Regions from separate parts of the Mus musculus genome. Here region 2 is linked to region 1. The links are chromatin loops, found by intact Hi-C in ENCODE. Cell type or tissue: gastrocnemius. All regions are shown on one strand.

What was found. A loop is a pair of places that touch in the nucleus more often than their neighbours do. Peaks named below come from ENCODE experiments on the same cell type or tissue, not always from the same donor. Only the 100,000 strongest peaks of a DNase experiment are listed, where the experiment ranks them.
Region 2: it touches region 1 in a loop (2.6-fold over the local background); 3 of 42 quality-filtered maps call a loop at or near these places.

What each region holds. Positions count from the first base shown.
Region 1 is chr16:50,425,913-50,433,912 of GRCm38, reverse strand. Bbx (bobby sox HMG box containing) reads left to right here and starts at 1,524. Exons shown (of 17, transcript NM_027444.3): 1 at 1,524-1,671; 2 at 4,932-5,003. In gastrocnemius, no CTCF peak of the experiment used is centred here; DNase peaks (open chromatin) are centred at 2,734, 3,628, 3,810, 4,512 and 3 more places; H3K4me3 peaks cover 3,933 bases; H3K27ac peaks cover 3,612 bases.
Region 2 is chr16:50,360,977-50,368,976 of GRCm38, reverse strand. All of the region lies in intron 2 of Bbx (bobby sox HMG box containing), which reads left to right. Among named protein-coding and RNA genes, the nearest start is that of Bbx, 67 kb to the left of the region's middle. In gastrocnemius, no CTCF peak of the experiment used is centred here; DNase peaks (open chromatin) are centred at 4,396 and 4,640; H3K4me3 peaks cover 1,427 bases; H3K27ac peaks cover 1,488 bases.

The sequences.
Region 1 (8,000 bases):
CTCAGGAAATAGAGGCAGTGGGGTCTCTGTGAGTTTAAAGACAGCCTGATATATCTAGTGATTTCCAGGCTAGGCAAGGCCACTCAGTCAAACCTTGCCTCAAAAAACAAAAACAAAACCACCCCCCCCCCCAAACAAACAAACACACAAACAAAAAGTCCAAAACCCAAAACCAGAACAGAAAGGTTTTCTTACTCGGTTTACTTTTAAAATTTAGGCTATCAGTTAGACTATAAAAATCATACTATTTAATCTTCAAAACTGTTTGTATTTAAGATTCTTGAAAATTTTGGATCCTGGTCAGAAGGAACTCCAGGAAAACATCTGGGACCTAGAATAGTCCCAGTGAGTTGTAGATGCTGAATAACCATTTAATGAAGGCAATCTTGGGAAAGCTTATTTTAATCTTTAAATAAAAACTAAAATCAACTCTAAGAATGAAGGAGACTAAAAGAACTCATATGCTCAAAAGATTGCTCAACTAGTTAAAAACTTGTGTGTGCATTTTATTCTGTTTTAATTCCTAGGTTCGGTTCTTTCTAAGTATCCCTTTGACTTGTTTATATCAAACTGTTAACAAGATCTGCCAAAGATACAGCATAGTAAAAATATCATTAAAACTAGATCTCGCTTTCATTGTCTCTAGAAATCACCCACCATAGAGTAGTCATATACAGCGGGAAATACATAAAACAAAGGATGTGTGTGCGTGTGCGTGTGCGCGCGCGCGCGCGCGCGTGTGTGTGTGTGTGTGTGTGTATTATAAATCTTGGCTATATTGAACCAAGAGGTCTATTTCTAAGGCAGACTGTCGATTGTCATTTTCCCACAAGGTGTGTAATTTCAGCACACCTTGTGTACCCATACAGGTGATTGCCCTCTGACTTTCAAGTGCACATTCGGCTACTTTAGCATAAGGTTTATCTTTGTTTCTGCCTGTTGTATTGATTTTTTTTCTTACTTTCTGAATTTGCTTGCTAACGAGGCAGTCACAATCTCAAAGCATTCTAGTCTTGATAAACTTATCTCGCACTATTTTGGCCTATGTGATGGCTAACCCATTGACAAAAGAAATCTAAGCTGATAAAAGCCTTTCTCGGCCACTTGTTAGCAGGCCGGGCTGTAAAATCATAACACAATGCTCGCCTCTTTCATGGGGCACCACAAGGCAGCGATCAAACCCATCCCTCCTCACTTCCATATCCAGTGGAGTTGTAGTTTATTACCATAACCCTCCCAAGTCAAAAGGACACCAGTTTCAAGCCTGGCAACTTGGTATAGAGAGGGCTTCCTTCCTGACCCCTACTCTGCTGGGCCTCACTACCTGTCTTCGCCCACTGTCTACAGGTCCCGAACATTAGAAAATAGAAAATGTGATGATCTTTGTGTGTCTCTGTGAAATGTGTGTATGTGTGCGTGTGTTTGGGTGTAACGCGCCTCCTGTTTGGCTGCGCCGCCCGTCCGTCACGGCGCGGGCCAATGGCAGGCTGCCTTATATAAAATGAGTGTTTTCAGTCTCTCCGGGTTGCATGTACTGTATGTGGAGCAGTGTACAGTGGAGCGGAGGCAGCGCGGCTCCGCAAGCTCCTCTCCACTTTCCCATAGAGAGCCCCTGACTGGCCGCTGAGGGCGAGCCACACACACGCCCTCGCGCCGCGGCGAGCCCGCGAGGTAGGCGCCCGCCATCCGCAGCCTTCGCAGGCGCTCTCCCGCACTTTCTGTTTTCCTACTCACTTGCGAGCCGCCGGGGCTGCAGCCCGAGGACTCCGCGGCAGGAGCGGCGGCAGCGGCGGCGGCAGCCGGTAGGGTGGACTTGAGGAAGGCGAGGGGAACCCGCGCGTCCGGAGCCCGAGCCGCCACCGGCCGGCGCCTCGCGGGCCACTTTCCCCTCAGCCAAAACTTTGGGTGGCGAGAGGTCGGGCCGAGGGTCGCGGCGGCCGCGCCGGCGGGCCCGGGCCGGGGGGCGCGCGGCGCTGCCCGGCGAGCGCGAGCTGGGGGCCGGGCTGGGGAGGAGTAGGCCAGCCGGTGCCAGGCTGCGTTTGCAGGCAGCACCTCTCGGCGCCCGGGCAGCGCCGCCCGAGGGGGCACGGAGCCGGGGCGCGGGGTTGAGCCGCCCGAGGAAAACAACAACGGAGCGGTCCCCTCACGCCGGCGGGCGGCTCGTGGCCGCCCCGGGAGCCCCAAACTTCAAGGAGGCGAAAGTACGTGGAGGAGCCCCGGGCAGGGCTCGGCTGCCGGGGGAGGTGGGGCCTGAGGAGCCCGGGGCAGGGGTGGAAGGTACGGGAAGGCTGCCCTCGGTGGGTCGGGGCTACATTTGGTGTGTGTGCGACGGTGACCGGGACCGGCAGCCCGGTTGCTCGTTCATCTGCAGAGTTAGGATTTGGGTGTTCCGGCCCCGAGATCGGTGTCCCCCTCACCCCCCACCCCCAGCCAAATGCGCGGCGAGTGGAGAAAGTGCTGTTCCAGTGCCAGAGTAGCCTGGAGGAAGAACAGGGGAGAGGGGAAGAAGGCGAAGAAGGCGAGAGAGGGAGAGGAGGGGAGGGGAGGGAAAGGGGAGAGGGAGGGGAAGAGAGAGAGAGAGAGAGAGAGAGAGAGAGAGAGAGAGAGAGAGAGAGAGAGAGAGAGAGAGAGAGAAACGGGAGGGAAGAGAGGAGGGGGGAGAGGACGAGGGAGGCTGTGTCAGGATTTTGCTTGAATGTGGGATTATGTTGTGTCAATAAGTTTAAGGTGGAGAGAGCGAGGCTGGGGGTGGTGGCGGTGGAGGGGAGGAGGAAGGCCTTGGCTGGTTAAAGACTCATTCTGAAGGTAAGTTATGGCATTGCACGGTCGCGATGACAGAAAACTTGCAGATCCTTTATCCGGGGATGGGGTCGATGCCTCTAGAAAGAGCTCCCCAACCCTCGGAAGCCACGCTCGTGTTACACTGTTATTTTCTGCGATCCGGGTCGCTAGTAAATTACAGAAATCAGACTGGAGGCTTCTTTCCCTCCTCCACCTCGAATCGCTCGCTCACCCTCAGAAATGTATTATTATTATTATTATTTTAAAATTTATTTTGGGGAGATCGCATGAAACTTAACGTAACTGAGACCGAACCGGATTCTTGTAATTTACAAGGACCCCGAATCCAGGAATCTGGAACACGTTTATGTGTGAAATACCCGCGATCATTTCTGCTAAATGAGGAAGGTAAAACGAAACGATGCAAAAAGCTAAGACACAACATGTACGACAGAGGAGGGGGGGGGGAGAGGGAGAGACACAGAGACAAGCTATTTTTTGCTTTCCTTTCTACAGAAAGGAAAATAAAGCGTGCATTCCCCTTCCTTCCCAGTGTGTAGGGTCTAGTCAATATTTTAACTGTCTGAGGACAAATTAGCCCAGGTGGATCTTGTTGAAAAGTTTCTCGAGGTGGGGTGGAGGTGGGGGGGGGAGGTAGCTGGAGGGGGAGGTGGGTGGAGGTGGTGGGGGATGGGGACCGAGCTAGCTCTGCCTCGGCTAATGGTCATTGGCCTGGGGCTTTGAAACCATTGCCTGTCCTGCTAATGACACGTCCAGTTCTCGTCTACCGGCCGTGGACGCCGGGCTGCTGTTCCTGGGGCTGGCTGGCGGGGACTGGGGTACTTTCCCTGCACGAGGAGGGGCGCTCTCGGCCATCCCTTGGGGCTGCCCACTCGCGGCGTGGGTTCCCCACGCGCGTCCTCTCCCCTGCGCGCCGCCGCCACCTCTGCTCGCGCGACTTTTGTAGCCAGTCTACGGCCAGGGGGCGCGGGGGTCCCCGCAGCGGACATCTCCGGGCGGCCACCCGGCACCCGGCCCCACGCGCGCCACGCCGCGCGGTCCAAGGCTGGAATGGCAGCGCGGGGCCGGGCGGCGGCGGTGCCTCCCTGGGGGGCGGCAGAGGCAGCGGCGGCGGGATCTTCGCCGGGGCCCGCGGGAGGAGGAGGAGGAGGAGGAACGGGAGGAGGAGGAACGGGAGAAGGAGGAGGGGAAGGAGGAGGAAGAGGAGGCGAAGGAGGCGTTTTTTCCCCCCAGACCGCCGCCAGTTCGAGCGGGCACGGGCACAGGGACACCCCACTCGTTGCTCCTACGTTCTGGAAAGGTGTTTAGAAGACTTTTACGCCCGGAGTGTAGGGTTTGCACTTCATTTTTTTCCTTCCCCCTCTTCCCCAAAGCAAGATGGACTCTATTGCCTTTCTCTTTCTCCCTCTACCTCTGCCTCTGTCTTGTCAGCCTTAAAGATCGACATTTTGTACTAAGATGCAAAGTTGATGGTGACCAGCAACAAAGCCTGGGTGGGCTCCCGGGATCCCTCCCTCTCTCCTTCTCCCTCGGCGTTTCCTAGCCTCCCCCACCCCGACCTCGCCGACCTGGTGGCCTGAGCTTGCTGTCGTGGGCTGTGGAGAATTTGTTTCCCCAGGTCGACTCCGATCTCCGTCTCAGAATTGTGACCCAGCCAGGCTGTTGGGAGCTGGCTGTGGCCGCCCAGGTCTGCAGCGCTGAGGGCTGCGATACCTGGACCCGCTGCTACGGTTGCTCCTCCAGGCTGCCTGGCTCTTGGGCAGAGGGAGGCACGGAGTGCCTATCGATCTTTACCGATTTGGTTACCGGTGTATTTGCCCAGGGGGTGGTGATCACTTGTGCAAGTTGATGAATGATCGTGGTGTGGGCTTTGCTGTTCAGAACAGATCAACTTTCTGCTTTGTACAGACAGAGTAGGAAGCAAGGTTCTGGGCAGACCCAGGAATGCCAGCTGGGCTGCCCCCACCCCCTTTGAATAATCAAAGATGCTTTCCCTTACTGCCCTTGCTGCTCTTTCGTGGAGGAGGGTGGAGACAGGCAAGGGGTTGGTATGGAGCTGTGCCCTTCCCTCATTGAACTCTTGGAAAGCCTTCCCATTCTGATGATGTGCTTTTATTTGCTACCTATAGGTCACTATCGTCTGACAAAGGCTTTGCTGCAGTTCATCTTCCTTCCTGTGTGCCTCCCATTTACCTTCCAGGGTAAGTATGCACACTCCTGAGAGAGGGAACTGGGTGTCTCTTGGTAGTGACAGAAGGGTCATTATTAGATGCGTAGTGGGGTCATGTGGGGTTATAATTCTCTACCCCGCAGTTGTCTCACTGAGTTTCTCTCACAGCCAAACTCAGGATTTTTAGTCTTTCCAGTTCACCTGCAGGTTATTGACAGCGAAAGTTAGTTGAAATGTTTGTTTCTTGTTTACCTGCAAGTGCCACTTGAAAACTAATTATCAAATAGACAATTTAGTTGGTCGAAGTTTTATACAGAGTTGAAGGCCTAATAAATTCTCCAGACACTAATGTAGAAGCTTGTAATGTATGAATGGACTTAATAAAAACCCAAAAAAGCACCACAGTGGGGACTTCTCTAATTAATTATGTGATGTGTTTTCTTCCAGATTCCCATCTTCTCTGTTACTTTTGGGTTGGGGAAGGTTGTATTTAGGTGGTACAGTAAGCCTTTTATTTAATGTACAAGTCTGATTCAAATTTGGTCCTAACTTCCACAAAGATTTATGCAATTGGAGAAATTTGGTACATAAACATCTATTCTGAGATTTATCGTTAACTGCCATTTTCAAATATACGCTTCCCAAATCTCCGAAATGGAAAAATCTGCAAAACATATCTGGGATAGTTAGTGTCTGCAAAGTTTGTGAGAGATAACCGCGTAGTGAAAACAGTGTTTGAACAGCATTTAAGAGCAACACGGTGTTTGGAAACTACAGAAAACTAATTAGCAAGTCTGCCTCTCTTCTGTCAAGGCATATGGAATTGCCGATGGCCTAAGAAAGCTAGCTGTACTGACTTTTATAAATCAACTGTGGTGCTTTATGATAGTACCATAGTGATTTAGAAATTATGCTTTGTGAATAAAAATGAGTTGTAATTCAGTTCTTCATGAAAGAAAACTTAGGATCCTTGCCTTTCTTGTTTCCTGATTGGCTGGGTGGGATAATGTATATATTAAAATGTGTTCTTGCTAAAGGGATTAAATTTGAAGACCAGGCCTTTGTGGTAGTCCATAGCCAGTAACAAATATGCTTGGATATTACTGGGTGTTTAGGTAATCTAAACTTTGTGGGATTATTTTTTGAGTAGTATATTACACCAGTCCTCACAGGTATTTCTTTCAGTCAGCAATCCTATAATGTCACATATATCATGGACTAACTGGAGTGGTTTTAATAGGATTATTTTGAAGGTGAATTTATAGTATGTACCACAATATGCGGATTCAATTCAGTATTGCTGATTTTTTTAAGTTTTTTTCTCATTATGGGAATAGATTGAGAATACATTACTGCTTTTTAGAGAGCACCCCACTTACACACAAAGCTAATTGTATACACTGTGGTGAGCAGTTAATGTTACTTTTCCCTCTGGAAATGTATTTGACCAATTCAGAAACTTAATATGAGAATCAATACCACAATAAAAGCAATCTGATCAGCTCTTGTACTTCGTGGAGATAGCAAATGCCTCCTTCATTAAAACAGTGTTTTCCAGAACTATCTTTGAAGTCAGTTCAGTTATTGTGATAATGTACAACTTGCAATGGGATTTTCAAAAGTCACCTTGTCATGAATTGCCAGTTCTTCGCATCCATAGTGTGTTTACCGGATGTGAGTCTTCACTTATCAAAGAAAGAGTTTAAAGAGGTTTCTGCTTCTGCATCATCAAGAGTTTCTAAATTTTTCTTATTCTGCATATCTTTATTAAATTCTGACACTGAAGCCTTAATTTGCATTTCACATAAAACAACAGCTATTAAAAGGGTGGCTTATCTGTGTTGTTTCATGGTGCCACATCTTTGGAATACTGGGGTGGATTGAGTAAATCTCCATTATAGACTTAGGTATCTAGGAAGTTTTACAATTTTGAGACTTAATAAATCCATCTTTATCTTAGAATCTGATTAAAAAAGTGTTAGATTTATGAGTTAATGAGATAGCTTTGTTTTTAATATAGAAGGAACAATGAGCCTGAAAATAATGTTATTTGGCAGCTAAACTAATAATAAAACTACATTTTCGGTAAAATTGCAAACAATTTCCAGTTATTATTTTCCTTAGTTCATAAAGATCATAGGTAACAGCCAGGTCCACATCTTTAAATGAGCCTTGATGTGGTTATCAATTTTATGTTAGAAACCTTTATTTGAAGTAATGAAGAGTTCCTGGCATTACCTTACAAAAACAACAAATAACTTTTGGGGGAGTGTCACAACAGGCATGCCTAATTTTGCTGTACTAAAAGAAATGCCCACTCTCTTCTTAGTAAGTCACAAAAGTGCTGACTGTGTTTCCAGTTGTGGTAATTAAATTAGTTTAGATGCTTAATTTTGATATACTGCACCATCAGCACCGTAGAGTATCAGCGAGTAAAGTGGTAAGCAGGTACTTTGATGTCCACTTCATTTGTTAATAACTTATCACCAACGGCAGCTGTTAGGATAGACTTGTTTGGCCTGGTACCTCTCCTGGGCTTGTCATCGGATGTGCCGTCTATATTTTTGAGTCACATATGCGCAAAGTTTGAGTGTGGTGTCAGCCAGTATGCGTGGTTGGTCATTTCAATATCTTAAAGATTGCCATTCCTTGGAACACTAGTACATTCGTGATGCAGCATCTTAAAGCTGTCCAGATTTACCTAGAAAATCCTTGTTAATGGGATCCTTCTCATTTTTTTTCCTTTCAAAGAAAAAAAATATGGTAAGTATTGAAATAAGTGCCAGGTAAACAAGAGCACGCTTAGGAAGGCAACCCAGTAAGGAATTCTCTCTAACAGTGTAAGGAGAGGGTGAGAAAACGAGGGAAAGACATAACAGATGAAATTTTGACGTAGCCGCCAGAATACATAGTTAAATTATACCAGTCAGTTTGAGGGGCGAGGTAGTGAAATAACTCCACAGGATGAGGAGGTTGGATTAAAAAAAAACAAATGAAAGCCATTAAGAGTGAGAAAACCTAAAATAAT
Region 2 (8,000 bases), 65 kb after region 1:
AGATACCCTGATACTTGGAAGGTGTGAATGCTTCTCGTCATGTTTGCACCATTATCAATGATAGTTAGTTAAAATGGCCACTTACCCTCCTTCACAGGCACACACACAGACACACAGACACAGACACACACAGACACACACAGACACACACAGACACACAGACACACACACACACACACACACACACACACACACACGGTCAGATAGCAGTTATTAAGTAGGCAGGATTATCTATCATATTTGTTGGCTTGGCCAGCTTTCCTTTTGTTCTCTTAGGTATCTTATATAATTTGGTATTAAGTTCCGCTTTCTCTCCCGGCATCGAATTCTTGGTAGCAAACCTTGATTTAGTTCCTCCGCTCTGCTGCTTATTGTTTTTCTTCTAGGGACCAGACTTGTTTTTCATTTCTCTGAAGCCATTACTCTCGTCATTCTCCGTCCAAGAATGTGCCCTTTATGGTATTACTGGGGTGCTTCTTAGACCTAAGGTCTTCAAGGTAACTACAGAAAAGCTAGATGATAGAGATCAGATGCAGATGGTGACGATGATGATGGTGAGTCCAAAGGGATTGGTATGTTGTGATTATTTCCAGAGCCCGTAGTTTTGACTGGGAGTTTCATAGTCACGTTACTTAGCATTGGTGTAATCTTTTTCGTGTGATACTGTGGCCTAGGCGAGTTGGACACTGTCTTGAACATTGACTTTCTTTATTGATAAAAGAAGAATAGAAAATCATAATCCTATATAATAGAATTATTGGAGATACCAAATGTTACAATATACGACGATGATGACGTAGAAAACTTGTACTGGTAATTGTGATGGTTTACTAAGAATAGCCTGTCCTTGATCCCTTGCAAGCGCTATTTATTCTTGTTTGTGGATGAGGTCATTGAAGTTTGAGAAAATTATATAAGTTGCCCGCAGGTCAGTTTCCTGGATTCAAATCCAGATCTGTGTAAGAATGGAATGTTTGCTCTTGACTAAAGCAAGATGCCTCACTGAGGCGCATGTGGGCAGGACTCTTGCTCGCTGTTTTAGTGGAGCCAGGGTTGATACTCAAGGACTCTGCTGACCTGCCTGCAGGCTCGCATTCGAGTTCTAGTACTCATCTTCTGATTTGTAATCCAGAGCAATTCTCTTAAGTATATTCGAGGCTTAGATTTGTAGTCAGTACCTGGAAATGATGATTATAGAGTATAATAATATATATTATTATATAATATATATTATAATAATATATTATAGAGTATATATTATATATAATATATATAATACATTATAGAGTATTATAATAGTAGTAGATATATAATAATTCATGAGAATAGAGGGCTTAACTTACAATACAGATGCTTAGAACAGAAAATACAACTTTTAAGGACTCTGTCTTCCAGTTGATGTTCCTTGAATTTTACGTGTTATTTCTTAAAATTCAAAGACTTACTTGGTGCTTCCCTTTATTTTTGAAAAAGTTTGAGGGCTGGGGCTGAGCTAGGAGCTTGGAAACCTCAAGTCCCAGAAGGAACAATAAGGAGAACATTAGTGAGTAGATGGTTAATAAAAGTAATAAGGATTTGTATGAATGATTGGGATGGGAATGGGTTCTACATTAAAATAAACAGCATCGTGGATTTAAAATATATTGTGCTTTCCTGAGAAACAGTCCTAGCAGAGCAGGTTGAGGCATGGCTGGAACATGTATAGTAAATATACATTGTAATGTATAACATCGTGAACATTGTTCAGCAGTTGGTATCCTTGATTTGGAACCTGTAGAACCTCTGGAAATAACTGCCACAAGCTTGATGTGTTCTGTGACTGTCACATTATTTAATCTGTGTTTATTAGGATTGAAGAGGTCTCTCTCACTTTTGGCTGACTTTCACACCTACCGCAGTTAGAATGGGAGGAGGGTTCATGCAGGAGGCATTCAGTGATTAGCAGTGATAGGAGGAGCCTGACCCAAAGGGGAAAAGCCTGGTGCTGTGTACAGTTGTGCCCATGGGCTCACCTTGTTTTGTGAGATTGTTTAAGAAGTTATCAACTTCTCTTTAGAGTGAAGACTGTTAGAGGTCTGTTCCAGCCCCCGTCTCTGGAGTTTGCAGTGTAAGCAGGAACTCAGGAGCCAGGGAGTAAGGCAGGCTGCTGCCTGGAGTTCCACTTTCCTCAGCCTCCTGGTAGAAATGCAGAGTTCCTCAAAAGGAGCGCCTGCTTTGGGGGACATGAATACTCAGCAGGATTGGTGCTACTGATAATTGCCCGGGAAACACCAGGGAAGGTTAAACTATGGTGATGAAAGCAAGTCTCCTATTTTGGAAAAAAACTTTTATGCAGTTTAGTTTAAAGTTAGGAAACAAGTACAGTATTCAACCCGAGAACTTAGTCACTCCAGTGGCTCATCTAAAGGTCTAACGTGATGTGTTTGTTCCTGTTTTTGTTTGCCCCGTTGTTGTTCATTCTTGAGATTAGGAAGAAGGGATAGACCAAACTGATGTTCATCATTGTTCTGGTAAAAGAGTTTGGAAAATAGAGTCATTCTTTCAAGAAATCCATAAGTTTGAATTTCTTGTTGATGGTATATTTGCTTTTGTACTATAAATATTGGATATCTCAGTAAGATGAGTTCTTTCCTGCTTAAATATATTTATTTTAGTCAAACACTATAGCTTAGTTTTTTTTAACCTTATCCATTTACTAACTATCCCTTAGTCATTGAAATCTTACAGTTTATTTTTGTGCTTGAACTCTTTATTGTATTTTTCTCACTGGATCTTACCTTACTATTACTATGACTTAAAATGTATTGAGGAACACTTCATTATACTTCTGTGATAAAATTTTTAATTTTATAAGACCATATGGCTCTTGTTTAAAAACCTATTAAGGTGATCATAATGGTATGCATTAAATCAAGAATTTTAAAAATATTAGAAGTGAATACATTAATTAAGATGTATTTTTAATGAAATACATTATTAGCATTTTTAAATAATTGATGGATTCACTTATTCAATTCAAGAGTAATATTCATCTCCATTCCTTCTAATGTATACAATGTGGGATTTTGTTTATATAGATAAAAGAAGAGAATGAGAATATTTGAGGGAAAATTTGTGAGCTATGTTCATGAGCATAGTGATCCATCAGTTAAAAATATCTTTAACGATTTATCAGCGGATGATTCAATTGATTGTCCTCCAATTTTAAGTTACGAGCTGGCAAAGCTACTCGGGTTGCAGAATGAGCAGTTTAGGGCCATTCATGGCCCACTGGCAATACTAATTGTCCCCTGTGTCCTGTCAGGAGGTTGGGCGATTTCCCCCACTCTCCTCACAGTTAAGGTTTTTTGGATGGGAGATGTGTGCTCTAATTGTGTAAATGGGAGAAGAGTGTGGCTGGAGTTGGGGAAGGTAGGTTGTAGGAGCGATGGTCAGCCAGCTTTAGGGAAGGCGGATTCTTATTCAGAGTGGTCTAGGAGGCCTTGTCATAGCTTTGGAAGTCAAGTACTGGCAGGAGTTTACATATTCCCTTTTGAAGGCTAGTGACCATGCGCTATGGACTCTTAATTAAAAACAACACATTATCTATCTATAACTCATCCATCATCTGTAACTATTTATACTTTACCTAATTTTTGGTGTGTCCTTTAAATTTGAACAACAGTGCTGACTGGCCCAGGTAAATAATAAATGTTGTCTTAGGGTGGTGTCATGGCTCTTGGTTGCTTCCATGCATTTGTTTAAAGTTGTCCTTTCTTGAGCATGTCTTCAGAATCCTAATCCTGTATAAATTTCCAACATCAGGATTAACTTGATGTTCACTCTGTCTGTTCCTCCAGTATATATCTTGTTCACATGGCTATCACCTTGAAAAACATATTTTAAGCAGCTTAATATAAGGAATTATTTGTAACTGTGTAAGAAAACAGCCAGAGATTATATTTTGGTTCCTGCCCTGTTGGGGTGGGGGGACCAATTCATAAATTCCCATCGTTAGAGATCCTTCCTTCTGTTCATACAAGGAAGGAAACCATAGGTTAAGCCAGTAGGCCCCAGGTTAGAGGTGGTATGAGGAATGTAGACCTGTGAGTCTCCTGACGCCACTATTGCATGCTGTGCTACCTCATATCTGCTGCCTTTGGCTAAATTGCATTCCTTACCCTGGTCTTGCTTAATATCCTTTATCCTGTGGACTGCCTAGCTTTGGGCTACTCAGCATTATTTTTTAAATAGAAAAGCATTTACTTTTTCTTCAAGGAGTTTCCTAAAACAAAACAAAACAGAATACTCCCTGTTCTCTGCTGAATACTTTCTGCCACCCTATAGCCCAGAGCTGGGAAAGGCTAGGGGCCTTAAGCTCCTGGGCTGCGGTGGGAGGGAGAGGGGGAGGGGATAGTCACAGGTCAGAGTGGAGGTGGATTGGTAGAGCTGGGGCTGGTGGGAGTGGGAAACTTACATCATTTCCCTGCAACTGGAGGCCCTACTTTTCCCTGTGTAATAATTCACTAGATTGACAGAGATTCGCAAAAGAAAGAAAAGGAACGGCAGGCCTGATGCTCCTGTTCATAAATCCGTGCTATTAGATGAAACTGTCAATAACTAACTAGAAGCCGCCAGGACTGTCTGCTGCGCGCTCTCTCCTCAGCTCAGTTCCTTTCTGCTCCGCCCCATCCCTGCTTTCTCTGCTGTTCAGATCAGCTTCCTGCTTCTCTGAAAGCTGTTCTTTAGAGCTGGTCTGCCTTCACCGAAAGCATTATATTTGAAAGACTAAGGCAGGTTTTCTGAAAGTACTGTTGATTTGGTTTTCTTTGGGGGGGTGGAGAGCGAGGAAAAGACTTCTTAGAAAAGAAAGAGGCAGGCTGAAAAAAGCAAAACCATCATGAATTGTGTTGTCACATCGTGCCGGTGTCACAACCAGCTCAGTAGACTGCTGCACTGAAAACATTTCTGTGAGAGGTATGTGCTTGGAGAACGAAAGGTGACTGACTGTTGGCTGCGGAGAGAACTGCCCGTCCAGCAGCTGTTCAGAGAGCTGTACAATCGTAATTCTTCCGTTTTGATATGGAGAGGGCAATCATTACTCGAAACCTAGTGCAGTTAACTAGCTTAATTGTTAAAAAATAATTGTTGAGCCTGTGTGTTCTGTCCCCCGCGTCAGAACCCCCACAGCCCCAGCCTGCCTGGGTCTAGTGAAATCCAAGGTGTTATTCCAGACTCTTTTGGTGGCGATTGTCAGTAAACAAGATGATGGTCTTTAATACCTGTCTCATTATTTATGAACCACATGACAAAGATTAATGAGAGAGACTTCGAGTGGCCTGGAAGAAGCCTCAGTCTCATTAGGCGCTTTCCGAGCTGGCAGATGGCAGAGGTAAAGGAAATGGTTGGTGCTTTACCATAATCTGAAGTGGGAGCTTTAAAGTTTAGAGGGCGTAGTACATGGTGATGGAAAAATCTGGAGGAGTCACTAAAACCCAGAAGCCTAGCCCTTGACCAGTGATGCTTGCCCAGAACGTTTTGAATACACATGGCTGTGTCTTTTCCAGGGCGATCATAATGTTTTTATTCAGTAGTCAGGGACAAAGATTATGAATAACAATATAACCATTACTGAAGGAACTGTGGGGCATTTTACTAAAAGCCAGGATATTCTATTACAGAAAAGTTTGGACAAAAACAAAAATAGGAAATAGATAATTTATTTCATTCATGAATGGATAAGCTACTAGTGGCAGAGACCATAAAAATTATGAAGTATTTTATGCTTGGTTTTAATTATTTTTTTTTGTTCTGAAAGAAACGAGAATTCTTGAATGTTGGCATTTTTTTCAGTTAGTAACATTTTTAAATTAGATTACAGTTATTGCCGAATGATGGTGTGCATACTCTTGTACACCATTAGCACAGAAATCTTGAAAAGTATTGTCATGAATAGATAGATGCTAAGTATCAGAACCCAAACTTAAGTTCTATCGTTTAGGAGATTTTTCTTTCCTTTAAAGGAGATTTAACTTCTCAAATATTTACAAAGAGCAAATCTTCATGGTCCTAGAAGATAATACTGGATTTGGCAAGCTAAATTTGTAAAAAGGCTGTGGAGCTCTGAGTTGTTAATAAGTGGTTGGAAAGTTGTGGCTCGGTTCTTATCACCACAGAAGAATGTGAATGGAAGGTTCTAGCTCAGAAAAGTGCAGGAGGTGAATCTAATGCAGATTTCCATGGAGGAGGCATATTTACTGTGGTCATTTTATATACATCTGCATGTTAGAAACCCAAGCAGAGTTTTTATCGCCTGCTATCACCTATTCTTTTCTCCTATAGGTTCTCATTTAATTGATTGGGGTGGAGCCAGTGTATTGATAGTTTTGAAATCATTTCCTCTTATTTTTAATGTAGTCAGAGTTTTTAAACAGTCACATCACCTAGACATCCAGGTTTTGAATCATTTTGGATGTTGTCCTTGTAATCACCAGGTCTGCTTTGGCATGTGTCCTCTCAGGTGAACTCTGTCCCACACAGCCCGTCAGATACTCAACAGTGTTTCCTTCCTAAGACCTAACCTCTTTAGGCTAGACGTTTCTAGCTCCGGCAGTCTTTAGAATTTCGTCATCATTTTGATGACTTGGTTTCTTGGAATTGGGCTTATATGTCACTATCACTCTTAGATAGATAGAATTGAAGGTCTAGGACTGAAGCTATGTGGTGCCTAGCACAGGATGCAGAGAATGTAGAGGTAGACCAGTGTATAGCCGCTAGTTCTAAAACTTTGGGTATTTAGTGGTTAAGTTGACCTTGACACTTTTGACTGCATGAAGGCAGCTAAGGCTCTTAGTTCCTTTTCACATGATTAAATTAGTCCTCTTCTACTCCGTGCTTGTTGGTTTTCTTTTCCATTGTAGTTTTAGGATTTACAACTATGAAACAAAGTGGAAAAACCCCAGTGGATTAGATATTCTACACATAAAGAGTAACATAACTGCACTCAGTGTCAGATTTTTTTTTCTTTTGTTGAGTGTGCATTTTTGTTGTTTGTTTGTTTGTTTATGAGATAGGGTCAAACTCAGCTTGTTGATCCTCCTGCCCCATCCTCCCAGGTGGTCCTGGGATTACACATGTGTATCACCACTCCTACATAGAGCAGCAGTTTTTAAAGAATGATCTGTGGATTCATTTTGGCTTAGAGTTTATCTTGTTCTTTCAGCCCATCTCTCCAGTGATTCTTTCAATTCATTACTCAACGCTTGCAATTCATAGTTAAGAATCCATTTGACTTAACAACTTGTCACAATGTTCACATTAAGTATTTCATCAAATGTGTATCTAGAAATAGATTTATTCTATCCAGAACATTCTACTGGACTATTGGCTTAACATGAAATATCAAAAGGAAATGCCTTTATCATAACACCTTCTTGAAATTTTTTATTTCATTTCTCTCTCTCTCTCTCTCTCTGTGTGTGTGTGTGTATGTCTGTCTGTGTACACACTTGCTATGGCTTGTGTGTATACATCAGAGGATGACTTTTGTCAGTTAGTTCTTTCCTTCCACCATGTTGATCCCTCAGTCAAACTCAGGTCCCTGGTCTTAGAAGCAGGCACCTTTACCCTGTGAACTATCTCACTGCCTCTGTAAAGCACACTTGATGAAAATAAGGAACCGTTTTGTCAAAGAACAGGTGACTTATGTAAGGTCACGCTGTTGGGCTGTTGGCCTCTGCAGAGCCAGCTCGCTGCACCCTGCAGTGTTCCTTCCTAGTGTGCAGCCCCAGTGCCAGTGCAGCTCACCAGGGTCGAATGGCAGGGAAACCTGAAAGGAGGCAGGAAGTTTCGCTGCATTGGTTCTTCACTTTCTTGTTTCCGGATACTAATATTTAACCCCAGAACATAGTAGTGTGTGATCCACTCATGGATTTGCTTTTCACTTACTATTCTGTCCAAAACAAAAATGAGAGAAATAATTGACATTGCTAAGTTAACTGCAGAGAATAGTTTTCTTGGAA